2 separate regions of the Homo sapiens genome follow, and region 2 is linked to region 1. The links are chromatin loops, found by intact Hi-C in ENCODE. Cell type or tissue: ascending aorta. All regions are shown on one strand. Links, peaks and the distances in the headings refer to the core of each region. The heading gives the core; the rest is flanking DNA.

Region 1 (6,158 bases), core at 2,399-4,898:
CTTTTTCCTTTCAACTGAGCACTTGGATCATGGGGAATAGAACTGCTGTCCATGATGTGGTCAAGGCTAAAAATATTTCCACTAAGCCAAGAACTTGATGTCAGTTTAGGGGGGAAGTTAAGGGAACCAAGGACTTGAAGTAAGTCCAGGGAGGAAGTTAAGGGAACTCACTTGGTCTGCTGGGGAGAGCAGTGGGCTGGCAGTCCCAGTCCTGGCTCCTGCATTAGCCTCATTTACCTCTGGGAGAGTCCCAGCCTCTCTGAGCTCAGTCTCTAAAATCTATCAAAAGGAAGTCATTGATCCAGGTGATCTCTGAAGGCTCTTCTGAATTCTAACATTGCAATGCTGCAAGAAGGTTTCATACATCCAGAAGCGTCTGACTCACCCTTTACTTTCCCCCAATTCTCTCCCTGTATCTGAGTTACATGCCTAAAAAGATGAGTTCCACCAATGTCTATAACCTCTTTCCCTACCAGCTCTCTTTCCCTCTTCTGTTTTCTTTCTTCTCACTGCATCATCTGAGATAGGGAGGGTATAGCCTGGTGTTTGTTATAAGTGGAGAAATTGAGCACATTCACATGGACGTAGGAATTGGTAAGCCAATGAAACAGAAACGCTGATGTCTCCTGATTGTGTTCTGAGAGCTTCTCTTCTGGCCTTTGCTGCCTCCTGACTTGTGAGGGAGGGCAGAGAAATGGGTGGGCCAAATACCCGCCTCCCTGGAAAGCATCTCATTCTCATTCAAAGTTGAGGTTGAGCCAAGGCTTATTTCCTGCCTCTTGAAATGAAGGCTCTCTGGGGAGGGCCTTGGGTATAGACAGATGGGCCCTGATTCTGAGCTCTTCTGGTCCACTTAGATTAACTTCTAGGGCCGTGTGCCTGTGCTTTCCTGCTGAAATCAAAGCCAGAAAAGGGAAACTTCAAAACGTAAGGCCGCTTTTCCTCTCCCCCATCAAATGCTGACCTTATGACATCTCCTTAACAAGGACATCTCCTAAAAACAGGAAAGGGTGCTTGTTATCTTGAACCCAAGTAATAACATCGGCCCTGCCTTCCTAGCAAACTGCTACTAGGCACTGAAAAGAGAATGCATGGGATATTTTAGTTTGGTGATCTTGTTCTCTTTAAATTAAAAGGTTCAAACTTAACAGCTTTCTCCTTAAACTCTGAATTCTCACAAGCTCCTTTGCGGAATCTTTGCTTCCCCCAAACATCTCCCACTAGTCTTAGTGATGGGACTTAAGTGAATAAGCCACAAAAAAGGTTTTCCAGCAATATTAGTGAATGGCCAACCCCTCTCATAGACTGTTAGATCTGGCAAGGACCTCAGAGTCCAACTCTCCCCACTTCACTGTAATGGATGAGAGATTTGAGGCCCAGAGTCACCTGGTGATTTGACCACAGTCATGCAGGCAATTGACTGCAGAGCTGGGCTTAGGTCTCAATTTCCAAGGCAGTGCTCTATCTACCCGTGCCTGCAAAATATGATGAATACCTGCTGTGTGCATGGCATTGCAGTAAAGCTCCAAGAGGACCAGAAATGGTCCCTGACCTTGAGTTGCTACAGTTTGTTTGAGGAGATGGGTCAGACCTAAAAAATTGATAACTAACAATAGAAAACAGTGGATACTAAATGCCAAGTAAAAGATTCAAGCAGCTAATGAGGGAAAGACCATTGTTGCAAGAGTGAGTGTGGAAGAATTACTGGAAAGAGGGTGGGGACCTGGGGTCAGCTCTAAAGAAAGGGTAAGACGTGAATAAACCAAGGGGATTGGGAATGGGATTCTAGATAGAAGGAATGGTGTGAACAAAGACTGGGAGGTAGGGACCTATACAGCATTTTGAGGAGCAATGAATGGATGAATGGATGAGTGTGGGTCAATCAGATTTCCAGTTTCCATAGGAAATGAAAGGAGATAAGTTTGAAGAGGCAGACTGAGGGTGTTGAATGGCTCTATTGTGAAGGCAGTGGGCAGCCATCGAAGGCGATTGAGCACAATAGTGAAGCATACACTGTGTTCTAGAAGACTCATGCGCCAGGGGTGGGGGTGAGGACTGGAGAAGGGGCGACTGAGAGGAGGCCTCAACTGTGCTGTTACCAGGGCAGAGGACAAGGAAGGCTGTGTAAGATGGTGTATTTGACCCTTTCCATGCCTCCATTCTTTCTTTCTCTTATGCATACATTTGGCACTCACTAAATGCTGGCCATGTTGTTTATAAGTTCCCAGCCTGTATTAGTTCGTTCTCACACTGCTATAAGGACATACCTGAGACTGGATAATTTATAGAGGAAAGAGGTTTAATGGACTCACAGTTCAGCATGGCTGGGGAGGCCTCACAATCATGGCAGAAGGCAAAGGAGGAGCAAAGGCATGTCTTACATGGCGGCAGGCAAAAGAGTGTGTGTAGGGGAACTGCCCTTTATAAAACCATTAGATCTCATGAGACTTATTCACTATTATGAGAACAGCACAGGAAAAACCTACCCCCGTGATTCAGTTACCTCCCACTGGGTCCCTCCCACAACACGTGGGGATTATGGGAGCTATAATTCAAGATGAGATTTGGGTGAGGACACAGCCAAACCATATCACAGCCTTTCTAAGGGCTTCCTTTACATGCTCAGGACAATATTATTCAGAGTGATGGATTCAGGAAATCCTAATTGAGAGAGAAACGTTTTTCAAACCTCTTGGATGTTTGGACTTTGTTTTCAAGTCTGACTGCTATGAAGGAGAAGGGATGGATTTGGAGTTGATAAAATGATATCTTCTTTATGAAATAGAAGTAAGGAGTATCTGTTTTCTCACCCAAGTATAGTCCCATCATATACAGAAAGGTTTCTGATTGGCTTATAAGTTGAAAGAAGTTGAAGTTGCTGGCGTTTGGTCTGTTTAAATCCAGAGTAATCCTTTTTCCTTTCCGTCCTCCAAAAACCATGTTTCCATTTATGACAATTGCCATCCTTACCAATGATTCCCTAAGTGCTAGGCACTGTGCTGGGTGCCTCACTCACTTTCTTGTTGTTTTCAGGGCTTTCAAGGTGAAGTGACTACATAGGGTCACACAGTTTGTAGGAGGTGGAGTCACAGTTTGACTCCAAAGCCTCTTGCCTATTCCCATCGTCCCTGAATGAGACTATGTCATGGTCTTAAAGACCACTCCTTCAAATGCATTTGGGTCTCCATTCCCAAGTTAAAAGTGGTGTTTCTTAAAATGGGTGAGGAGTTAAGTTCAGCTGATCCTCTCCTGATTCTTTATGAGTGCAGGATTCAAATAGCCAAAGAGAGGTCCGGCTTCATATGCTTTAAATTAAAGGCCAATAGGCTGTTGTGCTGGCTCGATAAGCACTGCTGCAAATGCTTCACAGCAGAGCTGGGCCTACATGGGAAGGCGTTCTCTTGGCTATGGAGACCATGATGACCCAGCCCAGTGGAGAGATGACTCATCAAGCCCAGGCAGCTGGCAGGCAGGAAAAATACCAACTCGAGCTTTGGGTGGCTTCATGGTCTCTCCAGGGACTGAGCAAGGCTGCCTTGTTGCCTCGGCAACTGCAGGATTAAATGCCAGTGATAGAGTTGTGGGCTCCTACAGTCACTTTCGGGAACTGCTCCTCAGTCAGCATCAGGGGTGCCACCCCTGCTAAATGGGACCGTCGTCTTTGCAGTTGTGAGTGAAAGATCAGAGGGGGGTTTTCTTCTTCTTTTTTTTTTTAATTGAAATGCTCCTAATCTCAGAACTGCCTTTTATTGTATCAGCTGCTCAAAAACCCAGTGTGTACAGTTGATTAATAACAATTTTCCTTTTTTGTGGTTATTATTTTTAATGCCAGCCAGGAGTGTGGGCTTGCCGACCTCTTTACAGCCCAATGATAAACACAGGTGATGGGGTTCAGTATTGTTATTGGCCATCACAAATAGCTCTGGCTTTCCATTAACCCAAAAGGCAGCTACTTACAATTCTGAGAGCTGGCTCAGGTCATGGGTATCTCTGACATAAAACCCACTGGAATCTGATACTGTGATTTCTGATCAAAATGCTCAGGGCTTAGCATTCTTTCAATCCAGCTGTGATATACTTTTGCCTTCAGCTCCTGTTCTGTTTTTAATTTGACTGGAAAGTTTTTGTTTGTGCTATTTAATGTAGTTGAAGGGTAAACAACATAGAAAGCACTAAGCTTATATAAAGAAATACTTTCCCAGCCTTGAGTTTACTCTTCTCTGGTCCAGGAGGCTGGCTCAGCCAAGCCATAGGTTTTTCCCTCCTCCCCGCCACCCCCCGCCCCAGGGCAGGTGCCAGTGTGGGCTCAGGGTAAGAATTTGATTTACGATATTCCCAAGTCAAGGGGCCTAGTCCTGGGATCACTGCACTGAGGACAGCTAACAGCAGGGACACATAGGATACTTCTGGGTTTATGTTGAAACCCATCCTTCTTGGGGCATTGTCCATAATACCACATAGTATTTCTTGTATAAGGCTCCACATGGTGGATTTACTTTAGAATTTCATGTCAGGCTGTCCTTTGAAGAACAAAAGGAAGCCTATTATGTTTGCCAAAAGCCTGGGTTTGCAAAGACTGAAGGAAATGGACTGCCTGCTCAGGTCACAGTAACTGTTAAGTTTTATGGCTACACATTTATTCCTTCCTGTTCTTCACTCTGATTTATTTTACATTTCCATTTTAATAGCCATCTTTTAAGGGGCTATGGTGGGGGATAAATAATTCCTTTTTTTGCCCCCCTTTGGAGAGTCACCATTATCCTGGGGCTCTCCAGGGGCCCTCCAGGGAGGTCTTGAACCTGTGGGGACCCTTGGGGATGCTGCCATGCTAAGTGCTGCTCTGCACAGGGAAGTCTGTTTCCTGGTGGGATCCAGATTTTTCAGACATTGGCACTGAGGGTGCAAGACTGTGGCCAGTGGCTGCTGCTTTATGTGGCAGGATTTGTCCTGAACCCCCAGGCTGGGCCCAGGGCTGCGTGACCACTTGGCCATCCTGGAATCCCTCCATGCGCTCTCTGCACTCTGCCTCACTCCACCATAGACACGTTCTCCTTCTGGGCTCCACAGTCCCGGTCTAAACTCTCCTTGTGGGTCTTCTTCCTTTATTGAGAGTCCTAGGTCCTACAGGTTTGCGAAGACACAACGGGGAGGGGAAAAAAGAGTGTATGAGTTTTTGTCAGAAAACCTAGGTTGGAATCCCAAAGCTGCTTCCACCTAACTCTGACTCAGAAGCTGTTTCTGGACCTCCCACCTGGAAACTCAGGGTGATAACATCTGCCTCGGAGAGTTCCCGCCCAGCGCCCAGCTTGAGGGGCTCTTGATTCTTGGTGTTTCCCCTCTGGGTCTCCTGGCCGGGAGCACAGCTGCAGAGCGATGCCTGCCTCTGCTCTGCTGGCCGTTTATTGTCTTCTGGTATTTTTCAGGCGCACACTCCACAGCAACTAGATTTCTTTGTCTCTCTACAAGCCTTCAGTTTTTCTTTATCCCTTCACTTTTCGGAAAATAATCTACCTTCCGTCCCTTTCTTGCCTCTACCTTCCCTTTGAGCTACAGGCTCCTGCCTTCCACCAAGCCCTGGAGGATCCTCTTCCTCTCCCCACCCACATTCTGACCCCAAGACAGGGCTGGATCCTGTCCCTCCACTTGCTGGGTGGCTGCTCTCCTGTGACACTCCCTTCTCGATGTCCACTGGTTGTGACTTTTCTCTCCTCTGTGGCTTCTCATTGACACCTAACAATAGGTGTGGGCATTTCTTGCACACCCTCGTGCCCCCTCCAGCCCTGGGTCATAGCTGCTGTCTTAGTCGCTGCTGGATTCCAGAGGAGAAGTGTGGTGTCTATTCCCACCTCTTCACCTCCAGCGCCTCCTCTGAGCTTTGCAGTCAGGCTCACCTCTCTGCAGACCCTTCCAGAAGCAAACTTGGTTCTTGTCCAGCCTGTGTGCTTTACCGGCAGTCCTTGCCCTTCTTGCCTTTTGGGATAGATCCTGGATTCTCCCTGCCTCCCCTGACATGGGGGGTTGGAGGGGATCCCCAGGGCACAGCTGCAGATCCTCCTTATTCTTTATATATTGCTCCTTGGTGGGCTCACCTGTTCTGTGGCTTCCACCGGCATCGCCCAGTTGGCCCCACATGCATCACCAGGAGGAATCTAAGCACA
Region 2 (6,158 bases), core at 2,038-4,537, 1.0 Mb before region 1:
AGATCTTAAATAGGACACTTGTGTATATAAATCTATAGTTCAGAAGAGAAGCTGGGGCTAGAAGTATAGATCTACACATCAACTGATAAAGATGCTTTTGGAACCCATGGGACTAGGGATATCAAGGAGATCAAGGGTATAAGAGATCAAGGACTGAGCCCTGAGGAACTTCAATATTTACAGAAGTGGTTTACAACACTCCATGCCCATTGAAATTACCAGAAGATTTTTTTTTAAATGTTGAACCTCTACCCATCCTTCACATATCTGATTTAATTGGTCTGGGGTTCAGTTTGAGTATCAAGAAATTTTAAAACTCCTCAGTGATTCTAACGTGCAGCTAAGGTGGAAACCACTGATTAAAAACTGTTAATTGTAGCTGTTTGACAGGCTGAGGGGAGAATCACGTAAGCCCAGGAGGTCAAGGCTACAGTGAGCTATGTTCATACCTTACACTCCAGCCTAAGTGACAGAGCAAGACCCCATCTCTTAAAAAAATGGGAAGAGAAAGCTAAGCCAGAATTACTAGAATGAAAAGAGCCATCAGCAAGGTAGGAAGAAAACCAGGACAGTAGTATCCTGGAAGTTAAGTGAAGAGACTGTTCCAAGAATGGCATGATCAACTGTGTCAAATGCTAATGAGACATTAAGTAAAATGAGAGAGAGAGAGAGAGAGAGAGGGGAGAAGGACATGAGGGTGTGGGTGACTCAAATGTGAAAAGCTTTTATAGGATGTAGGGGTGAAGGCCTGCCCAGCACAGGCTAAAGGGAGTGGATAGTGAGAAGGCAGAGATTGCTGCTGTGTGCTGTGTCCCTTCTGCCCTGGGCCAGGGTCACTCAAATGCTAGGCTCACATCCAGCATCTCTGGCTGCTCCTTGTCCCGGGGCTTGGATGGCCAATGCCCCTCAAATAACACTATCTCAATTACTTATTCCAAAAGCCAGTCAACATTTATTCCACAGCTCATTGAATACATACTCAGCACATACATGTGCTAGTTATTGTTAGGTAGTGGGGATACAATGCCAAATAAGTTAGAGTTCTTGCTCTCATGAAACTGTCAATTCATTGAGGAAGAGGGTCACAAATAATCACAACAAAATAGCAATCTTGATTCTACTTCCCCAATGTTACTCTTCGTTCAACTCTTATTTCCACTCACCTAGTTTAGGCCTTGAAAATGAGTAATAATGTCCTAAGCAGCCTTCCTGTATCCAGTCTCTCCCTTCTTGCCAATCTAGTTTAAACCTTGCTGCCAAATTCCTCTTTCTGAAACACAACCCTGTTCATGTAATCTGTTAATTGAGGAAGCCTTCATTGAGCACCTACTAAGTACAAAAAAAATGCAAGGTCTTCCCTCCTATAATGTAGGGTCAATTTATGGCTCAAAAATCCCAATCATGTAATATCGATTAAGAAGTAAACTTAGCAGATATCTAGTCCCCACCAGAATCTCCTATATTAATCTCTCTATAAATGATAAATGGACAGCTGGATGGAGAATCCATTTTTTTAAAAGGAGCCAAATACATATTCAAGAAGCTGGAATTTTTACAATTTCTTCCTCCAGTCCCGCTTCCTGCTCAACAGAATACAAGCTTCTTCATTGCCATTCAAGACCTTCTGTAGGCCAGGCATGGTGGTTCACACCCATAATCTCAGTACTTTGAGAGGCCAAGGTGGGAGGATCGCTTGAGCCCAAGAGTTTGAGACCTGCCTGGACAACACAGTGAGACCTTGTCTCTACAATAAAATAAAATAAAAACTAGCTGGGCATTGTGGCATGCTCCTGTGGTCCCAGCTACTCGGGAGGCTGAGGTTGGAGGATTGCTTGAGCCCAGGAGTCAAGACTCCAGTGACCCACGATCATGGTACTGCACTCCAGCCTGGGTGACACAGCAAGACCCTGTCTCTTAAGAAACTAAAGTAAATGAGAAGCTGAGGCGGGAGAATTGCTTGAGCCCAGGAGTTTGAGAACAGCCTGGGCAACATGGTGACACTTCATCTCTGCAACAAATACAAAAATTAGCCTGTCATGGTGGTGTGCACCTGTAGTCCCAGCTACTCAGGAGGCTGAGGTGGAAGGGTCACCTGAGCCCAGGGAGTTTGAGGCTGCAGTGAGCCATGATCACACCACTGCACTCCAGCCTGGGCAACAGAGTGAGATCTTCTCTTAAATAAAAATAAAATAAAAAGACCTTCTGTAGTTTGACCCTAAGGCACTCATGTCTTAGTTTCTGATATTCTCCCTTTACAGTACCCTCCCTGGATGTGCTTTCACACCACCACACTTTCCCCTTATTCCACATAATCAAATATTACACATCCTTCAAAGCCAAGGTCAAGGTCCACCTTCTCCATAACACCATGCTGAGTCCCTCAGCTGACTCATTACCTCCCTCACCTGAGATCCCTCAGGCTTTACTTTTACCTTCCTTAGGGGTTTCTATCTTTGATGATTGGTGCACCTGTCCTTTTTTTCATGCCTCATTGAAAGGTCCATGAGATTTGGGCTTATCTCCTGAATGTCTCCGTCTCCTCCATGGTACCCAGCATAGTGACTTGGAAGTTTCACTTGACAGACACTCGTGGAATGAACAGAGCAGTGATTCTCGGATCTGTTTCTTATTTTGTGAAAGGAGAAGCTTTCTTAACATACAAACATTTCTACTAACTCTAATATTATAATTCCTAAATTTAAAGTATTAGCTAGTATTGTATGCCTGATACTGTGTTTCCCATTTCGAAGACACAATTGTGACTTTTTGGGGGGAAAGAAAATACACAAGAAACAATTCACTTATAAACTGAATATAAAAAATGCTAGTTGTTAGCAACAGAAAATAACAAAGTTGCTCATACTGGGAGGACATACATGTAGTCAAGAGTCACCAGAGCATTAAAAGGAAGAGGTGCTAGCTGAGCTGAGCTTTGAAATCCCCATACAGTTCTTAAGTCCTGGGCATTTTAAGCCGGGAACGAAGGCTCAGTCAGGGCCACTAGAGGGAGCCAAGGCTTGCAATCTGCAGAACACGCTTTCTGGCTGAATTAGCCTTGGGTTCACAGATTCTAAAACATTTGCTTAGCAGATTGAAAAGGATCATCTTTATCACACATCTACAGGACCATTTCTAAAATGCAAGCTATGTTGAGTTTATTTTCAGTTTTTAGTAATGTTAAACCCCTTTGGAGAAGATAAATATTAAGAACTTAATGTCTGTGCATTTCATGCCATTTTCGCCAGTGAATATATCCTGAGACTTATTGGTGAGCTAATCTGAGATATTTAACAACCCCTGATGGGGTTTCTGGGGATGGAGGTAGAGAAGGACCAGGTGGGATCCTGTTCTATTCCCCTCCCACCTAATCAGACTGGCCGGGAGCTGGGCTGTCCTGGACCCACCAGTTTTCAGAGCTTGAGGTTCTCGCATCATCAGGCCGGGAGTCTAGAGGTTACTACCCACACTTTCAAATACTAAGCCTGTGGGACCAATTATGGCCACCCCCCTAGCCTTTTCAGTCAGTCCAACGCCACAGAAAGCCCTAAGCAAGTAGTGTTTAAAAGTACCTGGATGTTCTGGGGCAGCAGTGTGAGCAGTCTGGCCACCGTCACCAGACCTGGCCCTAGTGCTGGGTCTTGATGGACGGCTCAGGGTGAAGGAGCGAGGCTCCCATTCAAAGTCGGATGATAAGAGTGAGGAGTAGCTGGAAGGTGAGGGAGAGTAAATGGCTAATGTCCTGATTGATTGCCCTGCCTCAAAGAGGGTGACACTAGACAAGGTGAAATCACAAGAAATCACACATTTACTAAATGATTAGCATGGATCATATTTTCTTGCCATGTATATAAATGTTTATTTGTACTAAAATTTGGGACACAGAAACTTAAGAAATAAAAAAAGAATATTGCAACTACAAAGCCATTGTGAATTATCCTCAGTATCCCTGAGAAGAACCCTCACGCTATGAGGAGGACACTCCAGGGGACCCCGGCATGGAGGGGTCTCCCATACTACTTACTCCCAGTGCCACCAGATAGACCAGCTGCTGCAGAGCCTGCAACGTGAGAGTGGAGTACCTGAGAGGCCCCCTTTTCATCCAAAAGCCACTTGCAGAAAGCCTCTTAATGTGGCTGTCATCCAGCTTCCAGCTAAGCTGAGGGCAGGAGACTGAAGACTCATGTCTAGAAAGAAGAAAGAATAGCAAGTTGATTGGGCAGTCTTCTAAGTTGAGTTTGCAAAAAGCAGTGCATTATCCAGTACTCCTCTGTGCCTCCCATACTGCTGTCCTGGCACCCTCATGCTTTTCCTCTCCCTCTAAATCCTAAGGGAATAAGAAAAGGGAGATAAAAGCAAGCAAACAGAAATAAAAAAAAAGGATATTGCGTGGAGACTTTCTTTGGCCACTAGAGATGCCCAGTGAGGGTGAGCCAGATGAGCAGAATCAAGAACAAGGCTGGAGCTGCTACTCCTAGAGGTGGGGCAGGACAGAGTTCCAGGCAGCATCAGGGAGAGAAAACAAGGGTGTCCTGACTTGTCTGGAACCTGCTGTTCAGGCTGGAGGGCTGTGGAAAGCCAACCCCAAGGAAGAGTAAGGAATTAAGAGGAGAGGTCTGAGCTGCAGAGGGCTAGGTTGCTCCTGTCTGTGCTGTCTGAACTGCTCAACCACTGTGGCTTTTCTCAGAAATAGGCTCCACCTGGCATCCCTCCAGATGAAGTGCAAACTCTAGAGGCAGAGTATGGGCTGAATTGAGAGAGAAGTGGCCAGCACTCATGCCCAGACTCCAGGAGCACAGTTTGAACCCTACATAAAATAGAGTGGGGGCCAGGACTGCAGCAGGTAGAGTAAACACACGGTCTAACGTGCTGGGGCGAGACCAGGTGGGGTCAGTGCCCTGTCTCTGCCTGACTCTGCCAAAGGAGAGTGGGACTGGAAGCTTCCCTGCACTTGTGGGGTGTGGATAATAGGGGACTAGTGAAATTTAGAAACAAGAAGAGAGGCAGCTTTCTTTCTATGGGGGAGCTGGGGTTGGCCACATCAAGAAGAGCTCCAATTCAGGCAGATCAAAGTGTTCTTTCAGTAAGCCCTCTGGAGGCTCAGTGTCTTAGTCTGTTTTGCGCTGCTATAACATAGCATACCTGAGAAGACTGGCTAAAAGCAGAAATTTATGTCTCATATTCCTAGATGCTGGCAAGTCCAAGATCAAGGTGTTGACATCTGACCAGGGCCTTCTTGCTGTGTCATAACATGGTAGAAGGACAGAGAGAGAGGGACCAAACTCGTCTTTTTATAAGGAACATGCTCCTGCCATAACCGCATTAATTCATTCATGAGGGCAGAGCCCCCATGATCCAAACACTTCCCATTAGGCCTCATCACCCAACACCATTGCTTTGGGAATCAAGCTTTCAACATGTTAACTTTGGTGGGTCAGGGAGGAACATTCAAACTATAGCACTCAGCATGAATTGTAGCCACAATCACAGTTGGCACATATGACTCTGTGGTCTGGTTTTAAATTGGACTTAAAGCTTGGTAAAGGCCAAAATGCATTCAAACTTGGGTACTCTTCCCCAAACCCCACATATCAAATCCTTCAAGATTGGGTTCAGGTGCCACTGTCTCCATAAAATCATCTGAGTCTCTCAGCTGACCCACTACCTCCCTCACCTGAGATTCCACAGCCTTGTTTTCACCTTCCACATGGGTTTCCATCTTTGATAACTGGTGCACACGTACTCTTTCTCATGCCTCACTGAAAGGTCTGTGAGGCCAGTGCTCCTTTCTTGGGCATCTCTGTCTCCCCCTACAGCACCCAGCACAGTGGCTTGGAAGTTTCACTAGATGCTTGTAGAACAAATAGAGCAGCAGTTCTCTGGATCTGTTTTCTATTGTGTTAAAGGCAGAAGCTATATAAATGTTTCCCCAAAGTCATTTTTCTGATTCTCTAATTTAGGTTAAGTATTAAATACCTACCACATATCTGATCTTGTGTGTTCTGATTTCAAAGAAATGAAAGACACAATTGTGATCTCATTGTGGTAACACAACATAGAAGGAACAATTAGACTATGAGACTAATATAATAAATTGCTTAATTGTACCACATTGTAAGAGGAGATCAGAAGAGGGAGAGCTGCATGTGGTCCAGGGAGGG

The links. Hi-C counts contacts between places; a loop is a spot of excess contacts. Peaks named below come from ENCODE experiments on the same cell type or tissue, not always from the same donor. Only the 100,000 strongest peaks of a DNase experiment are listed, where the experiment ranks them.
Region 2: it touches region 1 in a loop (3-fold over the local background); 42 of 110 quality-filtered maps call a loop at or near these places.

What each region holds. Positions count from the first base shown.
Region 1 is chr15:57,533,740-57,539,897 of GRCh38, forward strand. The region is part of intron 14 of CGNL1 (cingulin like 1); the gene reads left to right. Among named protein-coding and RNA genes, the nearest start is that of GCOM1, 55 kb to the right of the region's middle. In ascending aorta, for the core only: a CTCF peak has its summit at 3,629; a DNase peak (open chromatin) is centred at 3,482; H3K27ac peaks cover 1,458 bases.
Region 2 is chr15:56,488,317-56,494,474 of GRCh38, forward strand. It overlaps LOC105370832 (a long non-coding RNA gene), which reads right to left. Exons shown (of 4, transcript XR_007064652.1): 4 at 3,832-4,184. Among named protein-coding and RNA genes, the nearest start is that of MNS1, 26 kb to the left of the region's middle. RefSeq lists an enhancer at 2,875-3,169. In ascending aorta, for the core only: a CTCF peak has its summit at 3,007 (motif pointing right); a DNase peak (open chromatin) is centred at 2,995.